Regions from separate parts of the Homo sapiens genome. Here region 2 is linked to region 1. The links are chromatin loops, found by intact Hi-C in ENCODE. Cell type or tissue: gastrocnemius medialis. All regions are shown on one strand. Region 1 overlaps ABLIM2 (actin binding LIM protein family member 2). Region 2 has its middle 9.4 kb from the start of ABLIM2.

Region 1 (2,500 bases):
TGTGCCAGGCACTGTTCAGGGTATTTGGGAGATAGCCATGAACAAGACAGACATCCCGTTATGGGGATGGGGACCAGGTCTAATGCAAGGAGACAGATAATAAACATGATAAAGAATAAATAAGCAAATTTCATCATGTGCTAGAAAGTGAGCCCTGCTAGGGAAGGAAAGATGCAAACTGGGTGGTCAGGCTGGGCCTCACGGAGGAGGTGACCTTTGGGCAAAGCCTGGTGGAAGGAGGTGAGGAAGTTAATGAGGGAAGAGCATTCCCACCAGAGGGAACAGCCAGTGCAGAGACCCGGAAGCAGGCAGGCTTGGGAAACAGCAGGAGGCCCATGTGGCTGAAGCAGAATGACCAAGGGGATTAGGGAGATAGAGCCTCTACATCCCTGCAAAGACCGTGGCTTTGACACTAGCAAGGAAACACAGAGGAGGGTCCTGCTCCATCCTTGTAGGTTTCCATGGATCTCTGGGTGCTTGCTTGTGCAGGGAGGCCAGGGTGGGAGTCGGGAGGAGGCTAGAGGCAGGTGCGGGCACCTAGGCTGGAGCCAATGGCGGCTGGGATGAGGGGTGTGAAGGTGTCTCATTCTGGATGTCTTTGAGATCCAGCTGGCTCTGTCCTTACTCTACAAATGGGAATACATGCAGAACATAAATACGTCAAACGCATAGCACAGAATGCCTGGAAAAACAAATCTGGTTTACTTGGCCTTCAAAGGGTGGCTGAGCTCTGTGCTTTGGGAATATGTTTTAACTGTGATGTGTTGTTAATGCAATGATGAAAAGATGAGGCCACACCCATGTGTGCCCTCGGGAGAGCGGGCATTTTCTGGTCCTATTGGAAGTGGAACTGAGCAAGTCCACAATGTTAGCAAGAGCCAAGAAAACAGGCAGGGAGGGAAGGACGTGTGTCCGGGAGGAGAGCCCGTGAGCTGCGCATGTAAGGCAGGTGGAGTTGTCCCTGAGGATGCATCCATCTGGGACTATAAATAGCCGCCTGTTCTAGGCGGTCTGGGAGGAATGAAGGAATGGTGCAAGATGCCTGCACACGTGCTTCCTGGGCGTTCCAGGCGTTTATGAGAAACAGCCCTGGGCCTCCAGCATCAAAGGGAAGCTCTAGACAGGTGGGCCTTGGCCCTGGCCCAGGGCACTCCTTGTTCCGCACAGCCTAAGCCGCACAGGGCACGAGTGTCAAGATCACATGGCAGAGTTGTGAAAGTCCCGGCAGGAGGAATCTCAGATGACGTCTGCCTCATCCCCCTGTTATTCACAGAAGGGGATCCTGAGCCGGGCTGGGCCAAGACTCGGAGCTGCGATGCCCGGCCAGCCCTGGAGCCCTCGCCCAGGTTAAGGCTCACTCAGGCCCCTGGGGTTCTCTGTTTTCTTGTGTTTTGATGTGAATTGGCATCTCCGTCTTCCACTCACCAATATAGAAAAATAGCAGCGGGTGGACAGCACCTTGGGTGGTCCCTGTTCCCATCTGGGTGTATATTCCTCCCAGCTTTCCCCTGGTCTGAGTCTCTTTAAAATGTGAAGGCATGCCGTATACCTGATTCGTTCGCTTCAATTTAGTGTGTGGGCACTTTCCTCACCATGCAGATTCCTCACATTCATGTCAATATCCTCCCAAATTCCTTCCAATGCATGCCCCACAGTAAATGTAGTCGTCACTCTTGCACTGTTGGATGTCAACATCATTTCCAGGCAGACACTGGGCTAATCAGCTTGTTAGACCTCATCTCATTGATTTCTTTTTTTTTTTTTTTTTTTTTTTCCTGAGATGGAGTTTCATTCTTGTTGCCCAGGCTGGAGTGCAGTGGCGCGATCTTGGCTCACCGCAATCTCCGCCTTCCAGGTTCAAGTGATTCTCCTGCCGCAGCCTCCCGAGTAGCTGGGATTATAGGCATGCACCACCACACCCAGCTAGTTTTGCATTTTTAGTGGAGTCGAGGTTCCTCCATGTTGGTCAGGCTAGTCTCGAACTCCTGACCTCAGGTGATCCGCCCCCCTCAGCCTCCCAAAGTGCTGGTATTTCAGGTGTGAGCCACCGCACCCTGCCTTCATCTCACTGATTTCTTACAGCCACCATGCAAGATCAGTATTGCTAACTCTATTTTACACATGAGGACTCTGAGGTTCAGAGAGGGTAAGTAACTTGGTCAAGGTCACACAGCTGGGAAGTGGAAGAAGCAAGGACTCAAGCCCAGGCTGCCTGACTCTAAAGCCCAGGCATCTATTTACAACATTTTACTGTACCCATAATGCAGGGAACATTGTTGCAACTGAATTTCTGTGACAGTCATGGTCATTTCCTTGGGACAATCCCAGGAGAGGGACTGCTGGGTCAAAGGGCGGGAAAAGTTTTCACATTCCTTAGAGTCAGTGCCAAATGATATTCCAGAAAGTGATGTTGATTCATCTTTTCCCCCCAGCCGCCACCCTCTCCTGCCTGTTTCTCGTAAATGAACACAGCGTGTGCCCAAAGGATGGTGCTCCCATC
Region 2 (2,500 bases), 67 kb before region 1:
GGGGTGAGGGCCCCCTGCAGTGTTCTAAACCAAAAGCAAACCAAATGCCATGGTATTTTGAGGGAGACCATGCCAAGGACACTTAAGCCCACTGGCATTCATTTCAGTGACATCACAAACACTGATGACTTGGGGCTTCGTGGAGTGTTATAAATAATAAAGTACTCAAGTCCACGTGGCTCAAATGAAAAAGTCTTCCTTGGCTCATGGACTGGGAAGTCCATAGGTAGGTGGGCCTCAGGACTGGCTTGATCCAGGGGCTCTGAGACCACTTCTTTACAATTGGGTTCACTCTCAGGCTCACTTCCCACATGGAGACAAAATTGCCCAAGCTGTCCCTGGCATACATCCCACACTGCAATATGCAGAGCAGGAGAGAGGGCAGCTTCCAAACTCTCTCCTGAAGGTCAGGAGATGCCCTTTCCAGCCTTTCTTAGCAAGCCACCTACCACACCCCATTGAGCCGAATTGGGTCATATGCCTTTCCTGGAGCAAATCTTTGTGTCCAGGGATGTTGACTAATGTAGCCTGTCTGTCTCCAGAGATGGGGTCATCCTTAGACTCATTAAAACCTTCTGAGCTGGATGTGGAGTCCAGCTCACTTACTCTCACTTACTGAGAAGTCCATGGACTGCATGGGTAGGTGTTGTGGCTCCTGCACAAAAAACTGCGGTGCTACAAGAAAGCAGGGAGCAGGGGAAATGGGAGTGAAGTAAACAACCCACCCAAAAACAGAGACTACAGCGTGTCTGACTGGCTGCCTCACCTTCTCCACACTCATATGCTTAATGCGATCACAGTTATAAGCCTGCACAGCCTCTGGACCCAAGACCTCAGAAATCAGGAAGGGAGGGTGGTTAAAGATCTTACATGAAACTACCCCTTCCCGTCTGTCTCTTTGTGTTGGCCAAAGGCAGATGTTTGGGTGATCTTTGATGAGGGCAGTGTCTGCCCACTTTTCACAGTCTGGGTGTCACTGGTGGGATGGAGGGGACTTCTGATCCTTGATAGTATGCCTGCAATTAGGGTACTCTGCCATCAGGGGGCAGCAAAATCAAAAAAAAAAAGCTCATTTGCCTTGGCATCCTGAGAAATGTAGATGATCACATATTTTCTCCATGAAATTATAGGTAACTTTTATGTTAAAAATACCACTTCATTATACAACTAGGTTCCTTTTAGATGGTTGCTCATCACCTACTGTATGCACAGTAAGTCCCCTGGTCTCTGCATCCAGTGACAAAAAGGGACAGGAAGGAAGGGATGGTTAGGAGAAGGAGTGCTCTGAGATGCACGCTGTGTTGGCTGTGGGCTGTGGGGGAAGCCAGACTGGCCTCACCCCACAGGACCTAGAGAGGCAGGTTCTTCAAGTCTCAGAGTTGGGAAGCATGCTTCTTCTCAGCAATTCTTCTAATCCTGTGGACACAGAGAATTATGTAACTGACCCTGTTCCTCTCTCTGCTGGGGCTGCTGGGCAGTACAGAGAGGAAGGAGGGGCTGCCCTGGGCTGTGTCACCACCCACGGCAGAGATTCCAGGGCTTGACCTCAGCCCCAACTTCCTCCTAATCTATGTAGTTTTCCTTAACTCTAGTTTTCTTACCAGCTTTTAAAAAGATCTTTCTATAGTAAGGCTTCCTTTGTAAGAAGCCCCATATACTCTTTAGAACAAGATAGGATAAAAGCATTCAATTTTTAATGTTCCAGGTACTGCAATCAAAAAGTCAAGTAAAACACGCAGGCCTTCCTGGATTTTCTCGACCCATCCTTTACCTGTCCCATTACCTTGGCCCTTTTAAATCTCAGCTTTCCTCAGAGAAGCTCATAGTACTCAAAGCTCACTGTTTAGTTAGGGACACAGACAAGGAAACAATCAATGACAATCCCAAGTGACCAGCCTGTAAAAGAGGAAGTCCCAGGACTCATGGAAACCGGGGGTTTGCACAATTTAGCCAGGGGCCAGGGAGGACTTCTAGGAGGAGACGATGCCTGGGCTGATCCTTAAAGAGTGAAGAGAATTTGGCCAGGCAGAGGAGGAGAGGGAGGCCCCTGGCAGGCAGGGGTGTGATGGAGTGGAATTAGCTTTCATTTAGCAAATCCCTCTGGCTGCAGGAGAAGGAATGGGGGTGGGGGGAGTAGGAGCAAAGAGAGCAGGAGAAGGTGCCTGCACTTGTGTCTAACTACGCTGTGGAAGGACTTGGAGGCAGGACCTGGGGTTGGACTAATGTGATGGAGCAGGAAGAGAAGTCTCCCAGAGGGGTTCTCAGGAGTCAGGGAGAGCAATAGGGTGGCAGCAGGTGCCGTTTCTGGAGCTGGGAGGAGCTTAGGACAGGCTGAGCTCAGCCAGGGGCCTTCAAGTCATGGTGCCAGGGAGCCCAGGGAATTATAGATTTGGAAAGTATATCAGTCTGGCTTCTCCAGAGAAATAGTACTGATAGAAACAGATGGATGGTGGGTGGATGGTGGATGGGTGGCAGATGGATGGATGGGTGGATGGGTGGT

The links. Peaks named below come from ENCODE experiments on the same cell type or tissue, not always from the same donor. Only the 100,000 strongest peaks of a DNase experiment are listed, where the experiment ranks them.
Region 2: a loop joins it to region 1, with 6 times the contacts of the local background. A loop is called at or near these places in 4 of 110 quality-filtered maps.

What each region holds. Positions count from the first base shown.
Region 1 is chr4:8,100,024-8,102,523 of GRCh38, reverse strand. All of the region lies in intron 2 of ABLIM2 (actin binding LIM protein family member 2), which reads left to right. Among named protein-coding and RNA genes, the nearest start is that of ABLIM2, 58 kb to the left of the region's middle. In gastrocnemius medialis, no CTCF peak of the experiment used is centred here; DNase peaks (open chromatin) are centred at 1,063 and 2,473; H3K27ac peaks cover 2,500 bases.
Region 2 is chr4:8,166,966-8,169,465 of GRCh38, reverse strand. No RefSeq gene overlaps it. Among named protein-coding and RNA genes, the nearest start is that of ABLIM2, 9.4 kb to the right of the region's middle. In gastrocnemius medialis, a CTCF peak has its summit at 1,026 (motif pointing right); DNase peaks (open chromatin) are centred at 85 and 415; H3K27ac peaks cover 2,500 bases.